5 separate regions of the Homo sapiens genome follow, and all the other regions are linked to region 5. The links are chromatin loops, found by intact Hi-C in ENCODE. Cell type or tissue: PC-3. All regions are shown on one strand. Region 1 overlaps MMP20-AS1 (MMP20 antisense RNA 1). Region 2 overlaps YAP1 (Yes1 associated transcriptional regulator). Region 3 overlaps LOC105369460 (a long non-coding RNA gene). Region 4 has its middle 30 kb from the start of BIRC3. Region 5 has its middle 53 kb from the start of CEP126.

Region 1 (5,000 bases), 800 kb before region 5:
AGGAACAACATGCATTGTGGCCTACTTCAGGGGAGAGGTTAAGAGAAGAGTGAGTGTCACAAAACTACCTATTGAGTACTATGCTCACTATCTAGAAGACAAAATTATCTGTACACCAAACTTCAGAGACATGCAATGTACCCATATAACAAAGCTGTACATGTACCCCTGAACCTAAAATGAAAGTTGAAAAAAGAGATACTTGTACATGTATGTTTATCACAGCACTATTCACAATAGCAAAAATATGGAATCAACTTAAGTGTCCATCAACAGAGAATTGGATAAAGGAAATATGGATAAAGGAATAAAATCATGTCTTTTGCAAAAGCCCAGATGGAACTGGATGACATTATCCTAAGTAAAATAACTCAGAAACAGAAAGTCAAAATACTAGCATGTTCTCACTTATAAGTAGGAGCTAAACAATGGGTACACACAGACACACGGATTGTAAGAATTGACATTGGAGACGACAAGAGGTAGGAGGGTGGGAGGGGGATGAGGGACAGAAAATTACCTGTTGGGTACAGTGTTCACTATTTGGATGATAAGTACATTAAAAGCCCAGACTTCAATGCTACACGATATAGGCATGTAAGAAACCTGCACTTGTACCCCCTAAATATATTTTTTAATTAAAAAAATTTTTAAGTCACAGACTTATGATTCCATTTGTATATTCTCTACATGACAAAATTATAGATACAGAAAACAGATTAGCCGGTGCCAGGGTTTAAGGATAGTGGGAGGCCAGGGGACAGGTGTAACTATAAAAAAGCAGCACAAAGGAGATCTTCATGGTGATGGACTAGTTGTGGATATTGATTGCAACAGTGTTTCCATGAATCTACACATGTGATAGAATGACAGAGAATATACACACATTGTACCAACTGCCTAGTTTAGATATTGTACTATGATTATGTAAGATGTAATCATTGGGGAAAACTGGATGAAGGATACATGAGTCACCTCTGTATTATCTTTGCAACTTCATGTGAATCTATAATCATTTTTAAATTAAAAGTTTTAAAAAAGCAGCCATACATTCATGCTAAATTTAACATTTGGTTTGTGTATTGAAAAAAAATTTCTAAGGCAAGCTAGATTAAAAAAGAACGTAAGGTCAAGAACAATGCATATAATGTAGTCCTATTTACTTTTTTCTTTCAGAAAGGCAATATATGCAAGTACATATGCATATACATATGCAAGTACATATGCATATACATATGCAAGTACATATGCAAATACATATGCAAGTACATATGCATATACATATGCAAGTACATATGCATATACATATGCAAGTACATATGCATATACATATGCAAGTACATATGCATATACATATGCAAGTACATATGCATATACATATGCAAGTACATATGCATATATATATATGCAAGTACATATGCATATATATGCAAGTACATATGCATATATATATGTGCAAGTACATATGCATATATATGTGCAAGTACATATGCATATATATATGTGCAAGTACATATGCATATATATGTGCCAGTACATATGCATATATATATATATATGCCTATATAATTTATATATACAGAAATTTCCAAAGTAAAGGACAAGATACTAATAGCAAAGGCTGACCCTGGGGAACAGACTGGGGGAACCCAGAGTAAAGGATATTTTTAACATGAAAGAGGACTGTATTAATAATTGCACAGAAACAACAAGCATAACGAGCTCAAAACTCAGAAAATCAGAGTTTATGGTCACTGAGAGTAACATTACTCAATAAATGCCAGTTATTGTTGTTATCTTTTCTTCTTCCTTACATTTTTACCTATTTTGTGCAAAAAAAAAGTTTATGATAATGGTAGACTAAGTTATTTGTATTAACACTCCTATTAAAAAAATTGATAGGATAGTTTTATAGTGTTGGTAACCCATCAAATATATGATAGGATATCCTCTTAAACACCTGTCAGTCACTCAGTGGTCATCAACCTAAATGCTTACCACACCAGGAAGGTAAAGTAAATATGTGAGGGCCAGGTGTATTATTTAGGAAAAGATTGAGATGGTGGCAAACAAGAAATAACACCCAGACAAAGCATTTAAATACAAATGTATACAAGACATGGCTTGGATGAAACAAAACACATTTGTGTTCTGCCAGTCCCCCACAGCAACCCATGCATGTCTGCCTGCTAAGGAATCCTGTTCCACTGTAGGCAGATCTAATTGCTAGAAAGCTCCTTGTGCTCAGCTGAACTTTATGTCGGTAATTTCCCTCTATAAATCCTAGATCTGAGCATTTTCTTCATAACAATATTTAGTTGACTTGGCTTTAGCAAACACTTGCTGATGTCTAATAAGAACTAGTTCCTTTAGCACACGTTCAAAGCTACCTACAGGTAGGTAGACAATGTAACTCAAGTTTGTCCTCAGAAAGACTAGGGTTTAATCCCAACTCTGTCATCTAAAAGCTCTAGGACATTGGAAAAGTTATTTAAATCTTATATATATTCATATTCAAGATGTGGATAATAAAACTGTTCAGCTTGCAGAGTTGCTGTGGAGATTAAATGTGAAAATATGTACAATGCATAGCACATGTCAAAGAAATGACGTTTTCTGTTGGAAATGTAACTAATTTGGGGCCAATTGTTCAACTTTCTTGAATTTTTGAGAAAGTAGAAAATTAGCAAATTTTCAAAGTCATTTCATAGCCAAAGATTGAAAGACGAGCTACAGGCTTGATATCCTAAAGAAACTTCTTTTCTTTCCCAAGCTACCAGGTGTGTTTTCTCTCCTTGCCACTAGATGGCAATTGCCTCCCAGGGTATTTGAGCTCAAAGACCATAAAATCCCGGAGGCCACCACCAAGGCTAACTTTTAAATTACAAAGCAGTCCAGAACCATACCCTGGTCTCTCAAAGATAATTTGTTCACTTAGTAACTAAGAAATACAGGGACCACTTCCCGAAATTCAAGGGAGTGGGAGAAGGAGTGATTGTCTAGAAGAGCAACTCAAGACTTTTTCCACAAAGTAACTCATTCATCTGACCTAGTTTGTTCCTGCCGCAGAGTCTTTGCTCTCACTGCCCCATATTCCCAGACCCTCTCCCTCCAGACATTTGTGCAGCCCACTCCTTTATGTGTTTACATACTAGCTCCCTGCCTCCATAATGTTAGTCTCAGGAGAGTGGGGGCTGTTTTAGTTTCATACAGCACACTCAACCTCAAGAATAATGCTTCCTATGTAGTAAGTGCTCAGTAAACATTGGCTGAATGAAATTTAAATGAATACCCAGGACTCTCAAAAGTTGCTCGTCCAGTAGCTGGAAAGACACCCTCCCTCTTCTCAAGAAAGCAAATCAAGATGCAAGTGAACCAGAGATGGTCAATGTCCTGCTAATGCAGGGCTGAAGCTTCAGGTGGCTTCCCACCCGTCACCTCTGGAAATCACATCTCATCTCCTACGTTCTTGGGGCCTTCAGTGACAATAAACTAACCTGAGATGATGGGTAAAAGTCAAGAGTGACCCCTTTCTTTCCTTATCAATAACATGCCTTTTAATAGAGTCCTTCTGGAGAGAAAGCTGTTCCCAAAACCCATCATCTCTTTCCTGTAGTCTTTTATCTACACCTTCAGGTCTCATAGGTGCTTCGGATGGAAGCAAATGCAGTCTCTCTTTCTATAAACTGTCCCTGAGAGAGGCACCCCAATCCCTGGACTTCAGATCAGTACTCCCCTTGGGCCCCATATATAATCATCATCTCCTGATAATCTCACCTCAAGTCGGCCTCTGTATTCCTCTTCCCCATTCTCACTGCCGCCACCCGGAGTCAGGCCCTCCTTTTCCTAAGTTGGTGGACGGGAAATAGGCTATTTAATGAAATGCATGTTTCTGGCCATGACATTCTGCTCAAAACCTCCCAAGGACCTTGTAAAACCAGCTTACATCATCTCCTTATGCAGCCTTCCCTGCCCCTTCCTCTCAGAGCAGAATTGACCCTCTCCCCCTTGTGTCTCTGCTGTGCTTCATGTAGACTCATCTCATACCATCTGTTCCTCTTTACTGCAGTTAGCCAGCTGCTTCACCTCTAGACTAGCGGGCCTTGATCATGTCACTTTTTATGTCCAGTACCTTAAAAAATCCCTGACTTTCATCAGCGTATCAATACCTATACTTGGTTCTCATTATGCATCAAAAACAATCCGAGCCTCTTGCTCTATCATTAACAGTAACCAGCTTGTCCCTTCATTAGTCCCCCATACATCCCATCCACTCCCAGCCAGGCTGAGTGTCCCTCGGTGCCCCTGTTAGCATGTGTCTGGGACCACCTAAAGGGTCCTGGAGAAAGGCCCCTAAATGGTAACGTTCAGTACATGATGGCAGATTGTACTTAAAATGGTAGATGTTAGAATATAGTTAACTGGAGGTTCTAGAGCCAGACCACCTGGTTCAATCTCCCTTCTACCACTTACTAACTTGTGACTTGGGAAATTATACCACCTTAACCTCTCCGTGCCTTAGTTTCTTCCCTGGCAAAAAAGGTAGCAATAATAGTACCTATCTCATAAAGGTTTTTGGAGGATTAGAATGATACAGATAAAGCTCTGGAACAACCTTGTCACATAGTAAGCATTTAGTTAATTCTGATTATTATTGAGTGTCTGCTATATGTCAGTCACAATGCTAGAAACTTGACATATATTACTGAAACGGGAAAACTTCCCTTGCCCCCCTCATGGGGCATGCAATGGAGGAGTGGCTCGCCTCTTCAGTGCCTCACTGCTCAAGCCTCTAGGGGGAGCATGCAGACGGGCAGGCTGTGGGGCTTCAACCCCACGACAGTGTCTAGGGGTGAATGTTTACAGCTGAAACCCTAGTGGGCATGTGTTACAGGGTGTTCTTTTAGTTTAGCTGTTTGTAGGCGGCTTCTGTTAGCTCAATTAGACCCCTGCCTTATCACAAGGACAGAGGGTTTTCTGTATCCCAGGTTCTTGCCTTG
Region 2 (5,000 bases), 320 kb before region 5:
TTTTTTTGTATTTTTAGTAGAGACGGGGTTTCACCGTGTTAGCCAGGATTGTCGCGATCTCCTGACCTCGTGATCCGCCCACCTCAACCTCCCAAAGTGCTGGGATTACAGGCGTGAGCCACCGAGCCTGGCCTATTATTTTATTTTTTTGAGGCAGGGTCTCATTCTGTCACCCAGGATGGAGTGCAGTGGTGCAATCCCGGCTCACTGCAGCCTTGGACTCCTGGGCTCAAGTGACCTCCTGCCTCAGCTTCCTGGGGAGCTAGGACTACAGGTGCACACCACCACGCTCAGCTATTTTTTAAATTTTTCTGTAGAGATGGGGTCTCATTATGTTGCCCAGGCTGGTCTCGAAATCCTGAGCTCAAGAGATCCTCCCACCTCGACCTCCCAAAGTGGTGGGATTACAGGTGCGAGCTACCATGCCCGACCGAGAATTACTACTGGCCATTTAGCTTCGAAACATTTTTAGTTGAGAACTTTTCACTTCCTCAATACAGATGAAGAGTTCTTTCTCTGTGCTAGTAAAAAAATTTCTTTATATCTATGTCATAGCATTTATCATTCAGTATTATTATTTTTGTTTTGATCTTCTTTTTTTTTTTTTTTTTTTTTGAGATGGAGTCTTGCTCAGTCGCCCAGGCTGGAGTGCAGTGGCATGATCTCGGCTCACTGCAAGCTCCACCTCCCAGGTTCATGCCATTCTCCTGCCTCAGCATCCCAAGTAGCTGGGACTACAGGCGCCCGCCACCATGCCTGGCTAATTTTTTGTACTTTTAGTAGAGACGGGGTTTCACTGTGTTAGCCAGGATGGTCTCGATCTCCTGACCTTGTGATCCACCTGCCTCGGCCTCCCAAAGTGCTGGGATTACAGGCGTGAGCCACCACGCCTGGCTCATTCAGTATTATTTCATTATGCATGTTTTCTTCCTGGCTAGACTGTGAAATTCCTGAACACAGGAGTATATATTTTGCATTTTCCATTTTTGTCCAGTATAGGATCTACTAATTAGAAATAGATTAGGAGGCCAAGGAGGGAGGATCATGAGGTCAGGAGTTCGAGACCAGCCTGGCCAACATGGTGACATGGTGAAACCCCATCTCTACTAAAACTACAAAATTAGCCGGGTGTGGTGGCGCACACCTGTAGTCCCAGCTACTTGGGAGGCTGAGGCAGGAGAATCTCTCGTACCCGGGAGTTGGAGGTTGCAGTGAGCCAAGATTGTGCCATTGCACTCCAGCCTGGACGACGGATGCGAGACTCCATCTCAAAAAAAAAAAAAAAAAAAATAGAATAAATGTTGGCTGAAATGAATGTAATTAAAATCCTTTGTTTATGCTTGTAAAACAAAATATTGTTTCATTCTTTCTATGTAAGCTCAATTTCTGCATTATTTTTATGTATCATTTAAACTGAAGGGACAGGGATATAGCAAATACTTTTACTCAACAAGTATTTATTGAGTTCCTACTATATTCAGGCCCTGGAGATGGAGCAATAAACAACATAGTCCCTATCTGATGGAATTTATGTTCCAGATAGAAGACAGTACAATGTTGGCTAATGATACGTGCAGCAAAAATAAAGCAGCATGCATGAAAGAAAGAAAAATGAAAAATGGGAAAGAAAAAGAAAAATGGGAAACAGTTTTTTAGAAAAGCAGATCAAGGGCAGGAAGTGACCTGTAAGCTCTGACCTAAATGCACTCCTAGCCAAACATGTGACATTCCGGGCATGGGCATTCCAGGCAGGGGCAAGCATGAAGAGGCTGCTACCTGTGGATGGGGCAGAATAAGCAGTTCGCTTCGTTTTTATGGTTAAGAATCTACCAGAAAAACTTTAATTATTTCAACCAGTAAATACTTAAAGGGGATTACCATTATTAAACAGTAATTCCAATCCCCCAAACTCATGACAACCTCTAGATTGGTGAGAATGGATAATACACATTTTCACCCCAAATAACTTTTACACACTCGAAAGCTGGGCCCTTAGACGTGAAAAAGATGTGGAAGCTTTTCAAGGCTGGGCTATCATGCCTGACCACCAATACCAAAGTCTTCTTTCGAAGAAAAGATTAAAAGTAGGCCCTATAGCAAAAAGGAAGAGAGAAACAGGCCAGCATTTTAATGAGACGTAAAGAGGGTGACATGGTTTGGATGTTTGTCCCCTCCAAATTTCATAGTGAAATGGGATTCCCAAAGTTGGAGGTGGGGCCTGGTGGGGGGTGACTGGGTCACGGGGTGGGGGGTGGGGTACCTCATGAATGGCTTCGCACCATCCCCTTGGTCATAAGTGAGTTCTCATTCAGTTCACCTGAGATCTGGTTGTTTAAAAGCCTGGGACTTCTCCCACTCACTTTCTTGCACCATGTATCACACTGGTTCCCACTTGCCTTTTGCTAGGATTGTAAGCTTCCTGAGGTCCTCACCAGAAGCAGACGCTGGCACCATGCTTCCTGTACAGCCTGCAGAACTGTGAGCCAAATTAAACCTTTCTTTATAAATTACTCAGTTTCAGTTATTCCTTTATAGCAACACAAAATTAGATTGACAGAGGGTGAGAAATTTGATTCAGGATAAGCAAAAAGAGAGTAGTAGGCAATATATAAAATAATGCATAAATTAGAACTACTTAAACTTGAGGGAAGCGAGTTTTTATGTAAGATTTACTACTAGTATTACTTGATTGACAACTTAGCTACTATAGCAAAAACCAACTCCCTGTGATATTTTAAAAAGAAATACTCCATGTCATAACACTGAAGGTGACTCACCATTAACTTCCTGCTCTTGCCTAAGGACCCTCTTGCATTAGTAATGACTAACTAAAACCATTTGCCATGTCTATTCAAACAGGAAAATCCTGATTAACTACACCACGAGTTAGAGGACCAACCTCCCCTTGTCACCTGCCCCACAATTTGGGAATAAAGAAGTCACCTAGGACACTGAAGTTTACTAAACACACCCTGATGAGTCCTACAAAGTACAGGATTATCAAGTAGTTTCCTTAGAAAGTAACAAGAGTAGCTGGAAAAGTACATTCAATGACCTTTTAAAGGAACATTCTGCCTGCTGCTTGTTTTGAAATTCTGGTCTCGTGTATTTATGATGATTCACAAACTGTTCTTACTATGTACACGGCACTTTTCCTAAGTTCTTTGCAAGCAAATGTTAAGTCACTTAACAACCCTACGATGGAGGTACTATTATTATACCCACTTTACAGATGAGGAATCTAAGGCAAAGAAAAGTTAGCTTGTCCAGGATCATTCAGCCCAACCTAGTAAGTGGCAGAGTGAGATTCAAACCTTGACAGTTGAGCTCTCCAGAAATCATGCTCTTGAATACTACACCACAATTATGACAAACAGTAATCATATTTTTTTAATCCTCTTTTCTTGGAACTTTCATGAAATCCCATGGCTTGCCATATTCACATAAATGACTCCCATATCTTTAATGCCTCTCACAGGGTCAATACTAGTCTTTCTCCTCCAACTGGACATTTGACACTTCACAAGATATGTTCCCATATTTTGAGTGGGGTTTCTTCAAAATGCCATTTCCATTTGTCCCTCAAAACTTTCACATAAACTTTTTTTTTTTTTTTTTTTTGAGACCGAGTCTCACTCTGTCGCCAGGCTAGAGTGCCATGGCGCAATCTTGGTTCACTGCAACCTCCACCTGCTGGGTTCAAGCGATTCTCCTGCCTCAGCCTCCTGAGTAGCTGGGATTACAGGCCCTCACCACCACGCCCAGCTAATTTTTGTATTTAGTAAAGATGGGGTTTCACTGTGTTGGCCAGGCTGGTCTCGATCTTTTGACCTTGAAACTTTCACATAAACTTTCACATTTCCATGACAAAGTTTTAGCAGTAACTTCCAAATTGGTCTTATTCAACTCCAACATTAAACTTTGTATGTACCACAGCCACATGATCATCTTACCTCACCTCCTCTAAGGAGGAAGTCCTCTGACTCAAGGCTCAGCTCCCTAAAGGAAAATTCTCAAATTTTTAGTGGGTTATCCTCTATAGTCAGGCATTATATAGCACTGCTTCGGTACTGAAAGCATCCAACATGCCAGGCTCTATCTATTCCTCCACATCATTTCACATCCCTCCTCATTCAATCTTCTCTCAGTTCCTCAAACATCTCCTCTCCCAGCTCCAGGACCTTCACAACTGCAGTTGCTCCCTGCAGGAACTCTTCTCTCTACCTTCTTTGCTTAGCTAACTCCCTCTCATCCCTTCCCACTCTGAATGTCACTTCTTCCTAATAACTTGTCTACATATAGTTTCTTCTCCTACTTCATCAGCTGCTTTCTCTCTGGTAAGATGATTCTATCACTTTAGTAATTCATTCAGTCCTCCCAGCCGCATGGCTTGTTCACTCCTGTCTTTCCAGTACCCAGAAGTGTCATGCACTTTCCACCTCCCTACATTCTCAGTATGTCCACCCCAAAGCCTGTGTCCTCCCAGCCTCCATTGTTTTCAACCCACTGAAATTCTACTCTTTTTTTTTTTTTTTTTTTTTTTTTTTTTTTGAGACGGAGTCTTACTCTGTTGCCCAGCCTGGAGTGCAATGGTGTGATCTCAGCTCACTGCAACCTCCGCCTCCTGGGTTCAAGTGATTCTCCTGCCTCAGCCTCCTGAGTAGCTGGGATTACAGGGGTGCACCACCACACCCGGCTAACTTTTGTTATTTTTAGTAGAGATGAGGTTTCACCATGTTGGCCAGGCTGGTCTCAAACTCCTGACCTCAAGATCCACCCACATTGCCTCCCAAAGTGCTGGGATTACAGGCGTGAGCCACCGTGCCTGACCCAATTCTACTCTATTCTTATGCCATATCTTTGTGAAGCTTTTCTCCAATCTGTCCCACTAGTAAGACTCTTCCCCACCTATAAATTTAAATTGCACCTGTTCTGATTTCTTGAATACAGTATGTATTGTTTTGTGTTCATCACTCTTCTACACTGAGTTTAACTATAAG
Region 3 (5,000 bases), 410 kb before region 5:
GCAACAGAGTTTAGAATATACTGGTATTCAACACAGAATGTTAGGCCTCTTAAATCCCTTTTGAAACAAGATTGAAGATTAATAAAGGAAATAGTGATATCCGAAAAAGCCATTTAAAATGGACACAAAGGGGAAAACAAAATTTCATAGAAAAAAGTTTGGATTTCATTTTGAAAAACATAATGAAATTATAAAACAAGTATTATTTATAATTCCAATAAATCAAGTATTTACTGTTTTATCGACATCACTTTTCAGGTATTTTCCATCATGTTTGACTTGCCATTTTTATAAAAATGTAAATAGGCTTCACCAAGTTTTTTCAAAATGTCTCTATTAATCCTTTGCTAATCTAATCATTCTCTTTTGAAGCACTTAGGTTGTCATCATTCTTGTTTATTTTTTTTTTCTTCAGCTTTTAGGTAATCTCCCTAGCAAGACCCCTGTTTGTGCAAAGAACTTGCTCTCTCCATTATTACTTTCATCAGCTTGATGTAATCCTGTATATTTGACAAGATTTGCAGTTTCATTTAGAAATCAATTTGCAATGACAAAGAGACTGCTTGCCAGGCAAAGGTGTAGACCCAGAGGAGCGTTTGAGGATAATTCTTTATAGTTTCACGCTGTACCTTTAAATGTAGGGATTTGATATTGACTGCTCTGATGACCAGAACCCTCCTAGAGCTGGAAGGAAATTTCCAGCATGTTATCAAACTCTTGTTTTATAACTAAGCCTCAAAGAATGGAAGGAGCAATTCCAGATCACTGAACAAATTAGGAGCAACTCAGGGCAAAATTTCAGACCTACCTTCTGCCACACACAAAAAAGGAGTTGGTGCTGACAAGACTCACTCTTTTAGAACCTGCCCACCTGGAGGAACTCTGAGGAGGAGCCAATTAATTCATCCCCACACCAGCTCAGTCACCCATCCTATGCAATGATAGGACTAGACAGAGAGAACCTGAAGCCTGCACTGAGCACATCTGAGATTAAATCACTGTTCACTGGGTTTAAATAGGGATGACAGCACAGTTATTCGCTAACCCTGCAAACTGCTGTTTCAGAAGCAATGTTCAGGGGTGAATCATTAAAATAAGAACATAACCAACTCACATATCACCTAACAGGAAATGATGGGAGAGGAACAACCCAACTAACTTGTTTAGGCTTTTAATCCCCCAAACCAGCCTGCGAGCCTGAGCCTGAAGCCTCAGCCCTGCCCAGCTCCACCTGATTAAGTTCTGTCTCCAGAACATCTTTAAGGAGGGGCTGGTCTTAATGCAAGTCTGATAACACTTTTCATTGCCTCCTGGTTTCTTGATCCCAGAAGCTAGGCACGTGGAGGTGAGTGAGAAAGCAAGTTTACAAAGGGGCAGTTGATTAATGTAGGTATAAAAGTTTTCTTTTTCCAACTGAGTAATAAAATTTGGTTTGAAATCAAGCCTGGTTTATAGAGGGGATATTAAAACCCAACTCAATTCCAGTTATAGAGAAAGAACTAACCAATTCTAGTCATTTTCTAGAATTCAGAATTACATGGCCTGACCTAAAAAATTCCAAATACTTTATTTAGACCCTAGGGGAATTCTTTATGTGACCCTCAAATGAAGCTGCTAATAATGAGCTTAGGAGCTAAATTGTGCCTTGCATCGATGTGATCTCTACCCAGAGGAATCTTTCTAAAATCCAAATCACATCATAGTCTCTTGCTTAAGATACTTCCATGTTTCCTCTCTGCTTCAACATAAAAATCTGTAGCCACTAGAATTTATAATTTAGGAATTCTTTCATGATCTGGCCCCATGATCCAGCTTCACCTTTCCAGAGGGTCTGTACTACTTCCAGCTTCTCCCTGTCCTTGCTCTCATCCTACCTCTCTAACTAGCTGCAACGTGCTCTTCCTCCACAGCCCCCTCTACCTGTCCAACACCCAGCAATTCCACCCTCACAGCACTTCCCACTGCCCGTTTACCTGTTGGTCTTTTCCACTAGACAATAAGCTTCTTGAGGGTTATTTTGCCATTAAATCCCCAGTGACTGGAAACAAGTAGACCCTCGGTAGCTATTTGCTGAATCAGACTGAATTTGGAAAGAAAAAGGAAAGAAACGAGCACTAATGAATAAGTGTCAGTGCTTGGCACATAAACAATATAGATACGTCATTCTTTTAATCCTCAAACAGCTGTGAAATTTAACGATAATCAACCCCATTTTGTGAATAAGGAAATTGAATCTCGAGAGTCCAGTCACTTGAGCAAGGTGTATAGAGGAGGTAGGACAAAATTGTCGCTAAGTCGGGCAACGCCCTCTGCAGCAGCCGAGCGGCGCTGCCTCCTGATTGCCGGGGATGACTGGGGCTGCCGGAGCTCTCTGGGCAGAGATCCAAGCTCCGGGCCCAAGTACAGGCAGGTGTTCGTGCAGAGGCCCCACCCACCCTGGCTGGAGCCCCGCCCCACCCGCATGCCCCGCCTACTCAGCGCTGCCCCGGTGGAGAAAGCAGCGCGGCCGCAGGGCGTGCAGGATTGACAGGGCATGCCCTGGCATTCCGGAAATGCCGTGGAAAACAGCGAAACTTCAGCTCCAGGTGGCCTAGAGGCGTGGCAAACGAGAATGTGGGGGAGGTGTTCACTGCAGAAGGGTGGTCCCAAATCTGGGACCCACCGTTCCCTCCAGCCCCGCAGAAGTCAGTCAGGCCGTGGTGCTGGAAGCTTCTCAGACTTGCCTGTCATTAAAGTCCGAGGGTGGTTATAAACTCCAACTGTCACGGCAAGTTGTGTTTTTGGAGACTCTTCCAACTCCGCCAGGCTGTAAACAATGACTTTGCCTTAGAAGTTGCAGTTGAATAGGAAGAGCTTGGAAGAGCGCTTTGAGTTGAATTGCCAAGTCGGAGCTTTTGAAGCTTCTCCGAAGTTTGCTCGAATTGCAGCCCGAACTACATCTTTTCCACAAGGGCTGGACATATTTCAGGAATCTAGTATTTCCTTGGGGAATGTTTTCCTCCCCCTGCGCTGGAAGCTGCTCTCCATGTTTTCCCCCCCTTTCATTCCCATGGGTTGAAACTGACCCGCCCTGTGTGGAGGAAGTCCTCTGTAGGACTCTGGAGATCCGACCAGGACATCCACCTGGGCATTTTGGACCCCAACGCCTTGCTTCTGTATCTGATCTGCATTTGCCTTTCTGGACACCCTCTTCTGTGCTCCAAGACACCCTATACTTTTCTACCTTGACAGGGAACTTGACATTTTTAAACTTACCTATTTATTTGTCCGTCTCCCCTATTAGATTATGAATTCCTTAGGTCAGAGACATTCTTTCCTTATGTCAGTACCTGACACATTGAACCGTGGTTGTGGAGAGAATAAGTTCCCTCAGCCGTTATGAAGGGAAACCTCCCCAGCTTGTAAACTGTCTCCTTGACTTATGGAGGACTGTTCCAGAATGAGTCAGAGGGGAAGATCCACCCAGATAAGTCGGAGGCATTGGAAACAAGCCGGTAAAACTTTCTTCATTTGATCTTTTATACATTGGAGCTACTCACACAGATAGATTTTTGAAGCAAATAACTGCATTTTGCATCTACCATCCCTTTTCCCCCCACATTTAACCCACACTATGTAGATAAAATTTACTTGGGGAATTCTTGAACAGTTAAATTGTTTATATTCAATTAAGAGATTTTTATCTTTATTAATCCCCTCCTCCTCCACATATTTTCAGGCAAAATAATTATTGAGTAGTATAGGGACTTTGGGATCGTTATAATAATCAAAGAGGCCTGAGTATTCATTCAAAAAATGAAAATGAGATTTTTCATTTTTTGAAGGAAGGAATTCGTGCTTAACTCTGATGTTCATTTAGTTACTGATGATTTTTAAATTTTAACTTGTATATTCAAGTGAGTATTGTCTTTTCTTGTTATATGTTTATTTAACAATGCCATCATTTCTCAAAGCATTTTATTTTACTTACTTTAAGCCATAAGAAAAGCAAGGTGGGCATTGCTTGAGCCCAGGAGTTTGAGACCAGCCTGGGCAACAAAGTGAGATCCCCCGTCTCTCTCTCTCTCTCTTTTTTTTCTTAAATAAGAAGTTAAAAAAGGAAAAAAAAAAAAAAGAAACAAAAGCAAAGCATACTTGTGGTAGGACGCAGTGGCTCACACCCGTAATCCCAGCATTTTGGGAGGGCAAGGTGGAAGGATCCCTTGAGCCCAGGAGTTCGAGACCAGTCTGGGCAACACAGGGAGCCCCTATCTGTTTTTTTTTTTTTTTGAGACAGAGTCTTGCTCTGTCGCTCAGGCTGGAGTACAGTGGCGCGATCTCGGCTTACTGTAAGCTCTGCCTTCCGGGTTGACGCCATTCTCCTGCCTCAGCCTCCCCAGTAGCTGGGACTACAGGCGTCCGCCACCACGCCCGGCTAACTTTTTGTATTTTTTACTAGAGATGGGGTTTCACCGTGTTAGCCAGGATGGTCTCGATCTCCTGACCTCGTGATCCGCCCGCCTCGGCCTCCCAAAGTGCTGGGATTACAGGCATAAGCTACTGCACCCGGCAGAGCCCCTATCTCTAAAAAATAAAATAAAATAAGATATATGTTTTTTGAAGCAGACCTGTATCTTTATAGTAATACCTCATATACCCCAGAATTCTGAAGATAAGACCATCAGGCCAAGTACAGACTTAGGGCCACGCTCCCCCTCCATGTTTTTTAGAGCCCCACAACCCCTTCATGTTTTTTAAATTCACAATTAGTGTTCTTTCAACATGAATAGACTAAAATATCTCAGTTTTCTGAAACAAAAAGGAACATGATTTATTGACCTTATTTAACCAAAGGAAACATATGGTGTCATTTAACACTAACTCTAGATTTGGATCAAATTTTTAGAATGAGCAATGCCTCTGATTTAACTAAGCATCTCCTGCAGGAAAGGAGTCATGCAAAGCTTCATCTGCTCAACTGAGAACAGAACAGGCCAAAGTTTAACTTTATATTCCCTGGG
Region 4 (5,000 bases), 430 kb before region 5:
ATAAATGAAAAAAGTGCCTGGCACAGCATCTGGACATACTGGCACTCTGTAAGTCTTAGAAGGAGGTAGAACAAAATACTGTGGCAGACACAGAGGTGTGCCCCTCAGATCTCTTTTCAAGAAAAAATTTTGCTGCTCAACTGCCAAGAATGCAGTGAGCTGGCAGCCTCTGCTGTTACTACCTCCAGAATCTGCCACTTTTTAGCTAAGGTCATGTTCTTCCTGGAGGGGAACCAGGGCCTGGATATTTCTGCAAAATGCAGGACTCCTCTAACAGGCACTATTGCTCCAGAGCTCTCTGTTGGGTGGGTGGAGACTCAGATCTGCAACGTTGTCTGAGCTTTTCCACCCAACACCGCCTCTCCAGTCTCTTTCATTTTTCGTGGCATTACTTCCCACTAAGCCTCTTGCACTAACTCTGTCTCAGATCTGCTTCCCGGAGGACCCAGCTGATGCATCTCTCTATTTACTTTGCCCCCTGCCTACAACTTTCTTCTTTTTCTGTGCTTCAGATTGCAGAGTTTTCAGGAAACTCTTACAACCTTCCTCCTCTGTGTTCCCACAAAATTTTGTTTATACCTTTATTATAGAGAAGGAGAAGGGAACAGTACTTATTGAACACCTGTTGTAGGCCAAGAGCTGTACTGAGGAAATTTTGTTTATATATCCACACTCACTCTTGAGTTTTCATACTAGCCTGGGAGGTAGAGTTTATCATTCTTATATTGTAGATGAAAACTCAGAGTTGCAGTGGTCTGTATTGCAGAACAATATTTCATTTCAGTCTGATAAAGGACGCTGCTATTTATTTTCATTAGACTACTAAGCATTTAATGTACTTGATTGTACTTTATCTGATTGCATGTCTACTTTTGGGGAGTGGAAATGCCTTATTTGTTTTTATAAACAATGACCGAACCCGGTTCTATGTAATATACATGTAGTGAATGCTTACTGAATGAGTGAATGAATTATGGCTAGATTGGACTTGGACTTACTCTTCTTCTATGTGAAAAGGTGCATTTTGAATAATTGCTAAAATGCATGATAATGAGACTACCACAGGCCCGGATATAGCAGAGCTGCCCAGTTGCTGTTAAATGCTGGGATTAGATAAAATCAAAACCGCAGGATTCTATAGAGGCAGTAATGGGATTTGCAACTAGAATGTTTCAGATTTTAAAAAACTGTCACTTATGATGAGGAAAACAAGGCCAGGTCAGCTGGGCCTGAGGCCAAATGGAGAAGGAGGTCAGGTTTAAGGATGAAAATGGCAGACCTAGTCGATTTGCAGAAAGCAAGGGATCCTTACAGCTTATCGGGGAGTGAAACGTAAATATTAGATGTAAGTCTAGGGAAGGACCTTCTGGGTCTGCTACAACAGATGGAGGTCGGGGGAGGTTGGGGGAGTAGGGGCATGGTAACTGCAGGGGCTGGATCATGGTGGGCGCAGGATGCAGGTGTTAAGTCCGCTGCAGGAAATTCTTGTTTTTTGGTTTTTGTTTTTTTCTGAATGAACACATAGCTCAGCATATTATCGTTATTTTTGGCTCCTAAGTTTGAGACATCTGAACTAAATCAATTGCTGACAGCTACACTCCCACTGCAGTGTTTCACGGCTTGCCCCCCATTTTGTTAGCCTGAAAATTTGGGGAGTTGCAATAGAATAGATAATATCTGAGATTATTTCCAAGGAGAAAATTTCATGATTCTCAACCCCCTCGAGGGCTGGTGGGGGATGAAGGAGCAGCCATAACGGGGCAGGATCAGGGGAGTTCAGACATACGTGGCTGACGTGATCCCGAAGAATAGCCACCACCTTCCCCTGGACTGTTGAGATGCCTGTGAAAATTTGCAACACAGATCCAAATAAACAGTGCCATCTAGTGGCAACTCTCTTGAACTCATCCATCCATTTATCCACCAGCCATCCATTTAATATTTGCAACATGTCTACTATGTGCCCGCTACTATTTAACAGTAACAAGAGAGATTCTGAAGTCTCTTCCCTAGTGAAACATTCTAACCAGGGACAGACAAGTCCCAAGCCCCATAGCGGTAGTGTAGACCTCATTAATTGACAGTTCAGATGTTTCAAACTTGGAGGCCAAAATTAAATATAATACACAAAGCTACTTGTTCCCTTTTTTAAGTGAAAATTATCTTTTAATGTAGAAAAGATGAATCCAGGAGTTCCAAAATTAGCCTGGGCAACATAGATTCCATTTCAAAGAAAGAGAAAAAAAGTAAACAGGGGCCGGGCGCGGTGGCTCACCCCTGTAATCCCAGCACTTTGGGAGGCCGAGGCGGGCGGATCACGAGGTCAGGAGATCGAGACCACGGTGAAACCCCGTCTCTACTAAAAATACAAAAAAAATTAGCCGGCTGCGGTGGCGGGCGCCTGTAGTCCCAGCTACTCGGGAGGCTGAGGCCAGAGAATGGTGTGAACCCGGGAGGCGGGGCTTGCAGTGAGCCGAGATCGCGCCACGGCACTCCAGCCTGGGTGACAGAACGAGACTCCGTCTCAAAAAAAAAAAAAAAAAAAAAAAGTAAACAGGAGGTTTTTAAACTCTTTTATTCTCATAGTCTGACTCCATTTTTGATGTTTGCTGACAGTTTTCAAGCCCCCCCTCCCCCTCCGCCAACTTCCTTCTCCTTGCCCCACCTCTGGGCGGGGTGATAAGAAATCCTGAGTGCTTCCTCCTTTGGCACTGAAAGTGAGTTCAAACCATGCAAGCCTTGGCCAAGTAAGAACCCTACCCTCTAATCACAAGTAAAAGCAGAGTCAGTCTCCTTTCCCTGCTCTCTCAAGCCATGCTTGGACCTGCTTGGGAGCCACCTGTTCTCCCCAGAAAGACTCCATCATGTGATTAATAAAATTAATAACTCCCCTTTTTTTTTTTTTTTGAGACAGAGTCTCGCCCTGTCGCCCAGGCTGGAGTGCAATGGCGCGATCTCGGCTCACTGCAACTTCTGCCTCCCGGGTTCAAGCACTTCTCCTGCCTCAGCCTCCCAAGTAGCTGGGATTACAGGTGCCCACCACCTTGCCCGGCTAATTTTTTATATTTTTAGTAGAGATGGGGTTTCACTATGTTGGCCAGGCTGGTCTCCAACACCTGACCTCAGGCGATCCACCGGCCTTGGCCTCCCAAAGTGCTGGGATTACAGGCATGAGCCACCATGTCCGGCCCATAATTGCTATTCTTACATACGATAATGGAGGTAGTCCTATCTGTTTGCATGCCATTTCCAAATTGTTTGTCTCACCCTTCATAAGGATCACGGCCAAAACTCTTATAACAAAAGACAGATTAGCAAGAGAAAAGCATAACAAATTTATTTAATCAAAGTATTTTGTGATGACACAGGAGCCTTCAGAAATGAAGACCCAAAGACCCAGAAAAAACTTTCTATTTTTATTCTTAGGTTTGATGAAGAATGGACAACCACGTAGAAATGTGATTGGATGAAAGTCAGAGACTGGGGAGCGAAACCCAGCAAGTCCTGTCCGTTCAGATTCTTCTTGGCCTCTCTGTGCAGCATTCTTTCCTCTCTGGTATGAGGCAGCACCCCTCCTGAATGAGGGTGTTCAAGGGAGAAGGGAGAGAGTAACCTTTCTAGATGTTATGGCTCACTTTGCAGGGAGAGGGATTCTAATTTCTATGACCCAAAGTTGGGAAGAGGAATTATGGTTCTATGACTCACTTCAGGGAAGGAAGGTGGATGGGAAACAGACAGGTGGGAGAAGGTCAGAGAAAGACTTTGCTTCTTTGTTTTGGGGAGTTTTTTGTTTGTTTTTGAGACAGGGTCTGGCTCTGTCTCCCAGGCTGGAGCTCAGTGGTGCGATGAGGGCTTACTGCAGCCTCAGCCTCTTGGGCTCAAGAGATCCTTCGAGAGCCTCAGCCTCCCAAGTAGCTGGGACTACAGGCATGTGCCACCCCATTCAGCTATTTTTAAAAATTTTTGTAGAGATGTGGTCTTCCTATGTTCCTCAGTCTGGTCTTGAACTCCTAGGCTCAAGCGATCCTTCTCCCTCGGCCTCCCAAAGTGCTGGGATTACAGGCGTGAGCCCCTGAGACTTTGCTCCTTAAACTGCCTCTGAGGCTTTCCAATCTCCTTTAGTTCAAACTACTCAGAATACAAAAATTAGCTGGGTGTGGTGGTGGGCACCTGTAACACCAGCTACTCGGGAGGCCAAGGCAGGAGAATCACTTGAACCTGGGAGGTGGACGTTGCAGTAAGCCGAGATCACACCACTGCACTTCAGCCTGGGCGACAGAGTGAGACTCCATCTCAAAAAAACAAACAAAAAAAATCAAAGTACTCAGGAGGCCAAAGTGCCATATTTGGGGTATTGTTTCCTGAGCCCCAAGAGATGCATTCTCAAGAACATTAGAAGGTGAAAAAGAACTCCCATTCCTCATCTCTCCCCATGCCAGAATTTTCTCAGATCGTCTTCCCCTCACTCCACTCTCCAAGATACCAGAACAAAATAGGTTGCCAAAATACAAACTGCCTTTAATTCCATTTTACTAAAAATACAACCAACAAATATCATATTAAACAATTTGAATAAGTCAAAATGCAGTGACAAATATTTTAAATACATATGTTCAGAAAAAAAATACCTTGTGTGGCTTTTTCTTCTTTAATTTACTTTTCTCTATTTGCAAATAGAGAAAGTGTCAACCCAATCCCCTTGGAATAGATTTTTTACTATAAAAACTGGCCATCTTAGCTTCCATTCTGTTTTGTCTTTCTTATAGTCTGGGCCCTAGATTTTTCAAGCCAAATAATAGATAGTAAAGGAACATGCAGAACTGAATAGAAATCCTAACGGCTGTGCCAGCTTCATTGGCATCTTTCTGGCTATTTAGCTCCATATTCCTGGAGTTCAGAACAGCCCAAGTCTTGCTATTTAAAGGTCCACTGACCCTCTTAGGAAGATTGGGTCCCGTTGGCAGTTTTTTTTTTTTTTTTTTTTTTTTTTTTTTTGAGAC
Region 5 (5,000 bases):
CAACTGAGTAGTTGACAACTCTGCCTTAGCCTTCACTTCCTGTTTGTGCAGAACCTCCAGACTAGCCAGAGGAGAGAGTTTAGAGGGTTATCAGGTATTTCCTGAGCATATGCAGAGCCCTGTACATGCACACAGCTTTACACACATAAGTGGCTTCTATAGTCTCAGGGATGTGTCACAGCTTTTCAAGGTTCCTATGGACAGCTTATCCTCTAGCTTTCCCTTTAAGCTTTTTAATTAGTCTGTTGTTAGCCATAACTGTTATCCACCACTTCAGGCAGCTGCAATATTATGCAATTGACTCTTATTGTTTTCAACACTTTTGGGGAAAAGAATTTTTCACAAGGGAGAGTTCTTAGTAAGGTAAAAATGAAGACAACCCTGTCAGTGGGCTCTTCTAGGGAACCAACAGGCAATTAACATCACAACAATTTTCTGTGAATGTGCTTTAAAGAAGCTCCAACCCCATTCCACCTTCTTCAGTGTATGACAGGCTGCTGGTTTTCACTGTGATTGTAGGTTATTGACTTTTGAGGCTGTGACTGAGCTGGGAGAGGAGATAGGAAAAGGGAAGTTATAAAACTATAAACCTATTTTTCTTACCAAGATTGAGCTTTTTTTTTGGTAAATAAATTATTCCCAGATTGTTGCAAGCCTTTGATTAATTTCTGTAGTTCTGCAACAGTTGATTCTGACAACTTTTTTGTTGGTCGGTATTCTTATTTCTTTTATAGATGAGAGGATTTTTGGATGAATCAGGTACAGTGGAAAAACACCTTGTAGAAGTTTTAATTCAATCTCCCAGTACGTTTTATCTTTGATATTAGTAGAATCAGGCTTTGTTAGAAATCAAATCTTACTAATTGCACTAAATAGGGGTTACATTATGAGTTAGAATATAATTATTACAAAATTCATAATAATTAAACTAGTTTTTTTTTAAAACTAATATGGCCTTTGCTCATATGCCAAATATTGTTATGGATTGGAACATAGATCAAGGGTCAAGTCTCATTTAATTTGAGATTAAAAATTTTGTGGGCAAAAACATGCCATGCTTTATACTAAAGGTTATACTGACATGGGATCTTAATGAACTTTAAGTGATTGTCATCTTTCCCTAACTGTTAAAATCCTAGTCAAGTTTAATGAGCTTCTATTATGACTAACTACATTCTTATTTCCTGCTGGAGAAGTGCCTCAATGTGGGAGAAGGGGCTCTCTGTATACTTTACAATCCCTCATCAGTTTGGTATGTTGATGGAGGAATCTTTTTGGAATAATAAAGGTCTACTGCTTTGGAAGTTTTAATCATCTGGGAATATGCTGGAACACAGTGTTGGTGACAAGTAGTATAAAAAACCTTGAGCTTCCAGAAGTCAGGGAGAAGCTCTGGGTTAAGCCTCCTGGTGAATTAGGCTGATAAATATTCATGGGTATAGGCAGAAACTTATTCTGGAGATTCTCAACAGGGATCCTGACAACTGATTACAGGCATAGAAACTGTGAACCCAAAGAAAGGAGGCAACTAGTTCTCCAAACTTTGCTTAGAATGATCTAGAGAGGGCTCCCGTTCTAGTGAGCACACCTTTAGAATTTATGGTTAGAAGTAAAAAATATGTGATGTAAGGACCCAAGACATGTACTCAGAAGTAACATCAAGTCACTAAGAAGGAAAATAGCAGCCTGGAAAGAACTGGACTAACAGCTACCGTTAAAGCAGGGCCTTGCTTGCATAGAGGCTAGCCAATTCACAGTGGCCTTGCATTCCATTCTGGAAATTGTCTGCTCTATTTAAGGTTGGGTTTTTTTTCGTAACTGAGAAAGGAAGGATGAGTCGCCCTAACTTTCCTTAATGCCTGAAACATTTGATCCCAAATTTTGCATGGATTTTCTCTTGAATGGCCATTGCTGATTGGAAATATCAATGGAATTCTTAGTAATTCCACTATCTTTGGGCTGCTCCCTAGTTTCCCAAGAAACAGCCTCACTGTACGAGCCTGCTACCTTGCTCTTGTACTACCACTCCACTTGCCTGTGCACTATACATATCTATTAATTGTCCCGTTTTATGCAATCTTCTCCTCTCTCTCTCTGCAATCTCCTCCCCTGACCCCAATAATCTCAGAACATCAGTATATTTAGCACAGATATCAGTCACTATTTCACTCCTGCTCCCTCCAGTGGCACTACAGTGGACCTGACAGTCTGTTTTCCCCCAGAGCCTGTTAAGTGATTCCATCCATGGGTGCTTGGCCTGTGATTGCATCACAAGCTGGATAACACTTGTTTTTCTTTTCTCTTGCACCCCCCTGGCTTGTCTTGTATCCTTCCTCATTCCTGTGTTCTTCTTAGGAACTTGTTTTTGCAGTAAAAATGCATCTTGAATGTAGAGTTACAGAAAAATTTGAGATTGGTGAGAAGTTTTCTTTGTGCTAACGGAGTTGCTTCTAATACTTGTCTAGGCTGTGTCTTTATTTGCTGTGGGGAAGTTATTTTACCAGTTGGAGTGGGGTTATGATGACATATTTACAAACACTGAAGTATGAGCCTGTGAAGGAGAGTCCATCCCAGGACATCATTAAGGGCTGGACGTATTAGGGGATGGATTTATTAGGGGTATCTCCTGGCAATGCCCCCATCCTCTTTGATAGGACCTCGCTGACAAAGCCTGACCCTTAGGGTGCATGTGTGTGCATAGACTGTAGTTTTCAATTTTCTGCTTGAAGGTGGCAGAAGGAATTCCAGTCATCATGAGATCATTGGTGTCTCTCTTCAGAGTTCATGGACAGTATTGCTAAAATAAATGCCCCATCTAGCTTAGATAAGCTTGGGTTTCTTTTTCTTATGAGACAGGGTCTTGTTTTGTCACCCAGGCTGGAGTTGAATTTGCTGAGACAAAAGATGCTGATGAAATGCAGTAGCTTTCTTAACATGAAAGCAAATCCATGTTGCAGCTTAATTTTCCCTCTATTAATTACTCAATGGAATACTACTCAGCCACTAAAAGGAATGAATTAATGGCATTTGCTGCAACCTGGATGGGGTTGGAGACTATTATTTTAAGTGAAGTAATTCAGAAATGGAAAACCAAACATCGTATATTCTCACTCATAAGTGAGAGACTTCTGCCATGATTGTAAGTTTCCTGAGGCCTCCTCAGAAGCTGAGGAGATGACAGTATCATGCTTCCTGTATAGCTTGCAGAGCTGAGCTGATTAAACCCTTTTTCTTTATAAATTACCTAGTCTCAGGCACTTCTTTATAGCATTGTGAGAATGACCTAATACACTATTGAATTGAGGGAGGCCATTTAATCTTTAGCATTTTTCACCAGCATTGTGCTATATAGAGAACAACTACTCTAGCACTTCATAGCTGTTGGCACACTCCTCTCCTATGTCTTGATGGGGAGAGTGTGCCTTCTGCATCCTTTAATAGGATATAGTTGAAGGTTGGTGGTGATTATCTGGTTGCTATGTGGTAAATACATACTAGAATTTCTATCTCGTGAAGTACTTAGTTGACAGAAATTCTTTGTTTACAGTATAGAGGCCAAAATCTAGCTTGGACCACCTTTGAGTTCAAGTTTTTATCAAATTAGATGAGAAACACAAAAGCAACTTCCAGCTGCTTCAGCTTTTATAGTTGAATCCATAATCTGGTAATTATACCCATATTACTAAATAAAGCTCGAGCTAAAATTTAGTACTTGCTCGGTCTAGCAGCCTCACATTTTCCAATCGAGTCCGGTACATCTTCCTCATATTTTGCTGATTCCAAATAGCAATATCCTGCAATCGTTTTGGCAGATGAATTTTCATTTTATAACCTCATCTCAGTCCTTTCACTACTGCCACCAAGTGGTAGATATAGAGATGTGCCACCCAGCTCACTTCATGTAAGTGGAGCCTGGCTGTGGGGAGTGCAGAGCACTTCTGGCTGTCAGCTCCTTTAAGGTCAGCCTCCCTGGTAGAAAGATTCCTCGTCCAATGACACCCTCTTGCTGGGGAAACCCATACCCAGTAATTAAGTAGCGTAGGGTTAAAAAGCCTGGCCATTGAAGCCTGAAGCAGGACAACTGTGGTGTGTAACTGACTGTTGAGCGTTCCTTCTGTTTGGTTAGGAGATTGTTGCATTGTAGTTTGACTTCTTCTGCTCAAGTCTGCTTCCTCCCCCTTCTTGTTGGATTAATATTAATTCCAAAAAAAAAAAAAAAAAAAATCCTGCACCCTGATTTGGTCTCAGAGTAGCTTCTGGAGAACTCAACCTGTAGCAATTGGTACCAGAGGTGGTATGGACTGAAAAAGTAGGTGATATGATAGGGTTTTGGAGCTGGATTACTTACCGCTCAGCTGGAACTGAGGACCCTATCACTATTGGTGGGAGGAGCAGATACAGCTTTCACTGGTGATATATTGTGTTGGTCTAGTGTCTACCATGGGTAGAGAAAGCATTGGTGGGTACAATATTTCAAGTATTTGGGACACACAGAGGAAAGAGAAACTATAAGAAAGAATAAATTGGATGGATGTCCTTAAGAGCTTCTGTGCCACAGAAAGATAACGAGCAGGCAATTAAAAATTAGGAAAGTAAGCAAGAGGGGTTCTTTGTATACAAAAAAACTTTTTATCTCCTGCACCAGGGAGACATATAAAAATGAGGACCAAGCCCATTTAAGAGTTGAAATGATAGAATGTCAAATATAGTTAAATGTCCCACAAAACAGATCTGTTACATCAAATTTGGGGCTCTGATTAGGATAATCTGGGGCCCTGACACGTAGGATGAGGACATCTGGGTGGCTGCATCCCAAAGTTTGGCTTCCCAGACTCTCCTGAACTTTCTTAGCATTCAGAAATGGCCCTCAACTCTTCCTATTAACAGCAAATACCTCTTTGGGCTGAAAGATAATGCATAGGAATCTCTTCTGCAAAGTGAGTGACACATGCCTGTCTCAGGACCTACTCTCTCCTGGCTACTAGCCCTATAATTATGGC

Evidence for each region. Peaks named below come from ENCODE experiments on the same cell type or tissue, not always from the same donor. Only the 100,000 strongest peaks of a DNase experiment are listed, where the experiment ranks them.
Region 1: a loop joins it to region 5, with 6 times the contacts of the local background. A loop is called at or near these places in 11 of 110 quality-filtered maps.
Region 2: it touches region 5 in a loop (5-fold over the local background); 2 of 110 quality-filtered maps call a loop at or near these places.
Region 3: it touches region 5 in a loop (6-fold over the local background); 6 of 110 quality-filtered maps call a loop at or near these places.
Region 4: a loop joins it to region 5, with 7 times the contacts of the local background. A loop is called at or near these places in 7 of 110 quality-filtered maps.

What each region holds. Positions count from the first base shown.
Region 1 is chr11:102,664,345-102,669,344 of GRCh38, reverse strand. All of the region lies in intron 1 of MMP20-AS1 (MMP20 antisense RNA 1), which reads right to left. Among named protein-coding and RNA genes, the nearest start is that of MMP20-AS1, 26 kb to the right of the region's middle. In PC-3, CTCF peaks have their summits at 2,811 (motif pointing right), 4,602 and 4,806 (motif pointing right); a DNase peak (open chromatin) is centred at 2,814.
Region 2 is chr11:102,176,297-102,181,296 of GRCh38, reverse strand. The region is part of intron 3 of YAP1 (Yes1 associated transcriptional regulator); the gene reads right to left. Among named protein-coding and RNA genes, the nearest start is that of YAP1-DT, 68 kb to the right of the region's middle. In PC-3, no CTCF peak of the experiment used is centred here; a DNase peak (open chromatin) is centred at 2,856; H3K4me3 peaks cover 963 bases; H3K27ac peaks cover 3,063 bases.
Region 3 is chr11:102,266,210-102,271,209 of GRCh38, reverse strand. LOC105369460 (a long non-coding RNA gene) reads right to left here. Exons shown (of 5, transcript XR_007062863.1): 2 at 1,974-2,080. Among named protein-coding and RNA genes, the nearest start is that of BIRC3, 49 kb to the left of the region's middle. RefSeq lists a silencer at 2,352-2,461. In PC-3, CTCF peaks have their summits at 2,047 and 2,249; DNase peaks (open chromatin) are centred at 1,029, 2,399 and 3,419; H3K4me3 peaks cover 3,033 bases; H3K27ac peaks cover 1,375 bases.
Region 4 is chr11:102,285,016-102,290,015 of GRCh38, reverse strand. No RefSeq gene overlaps it. Among named protein-coding and RNA genes, the nearest start is that of BIRC3, 30 kb to the left of the region's middle. In PC-3, a CTCF peak has its summit at 1,888 (motif pointing left); a DNase peak (open chromatin) is centred at 1,875; H3K4me3 peaks cover 1,394 bases; H3K27ac peaks cover 349 bases.
Region 5 is chr11:101,859,810-101,864,809 of GRCh38, reverse strand. No RefSeq gene overlaps it. Among named protein-coding and RNA genes, the nearest start is that of CEP126, 53 kb to the left of the region's middle. In PC-3, CTCF peaks have their summits at 1,971, 2,171 (motif pointing left) and 3,873 (motif pointing left); DNase peaks (open chromatin) are centred at 1,229, 1,769, 2,199 and 3,879; H3K4me3 peaks cover 400 bases; H3K27ac peaks cover 1,163 bases.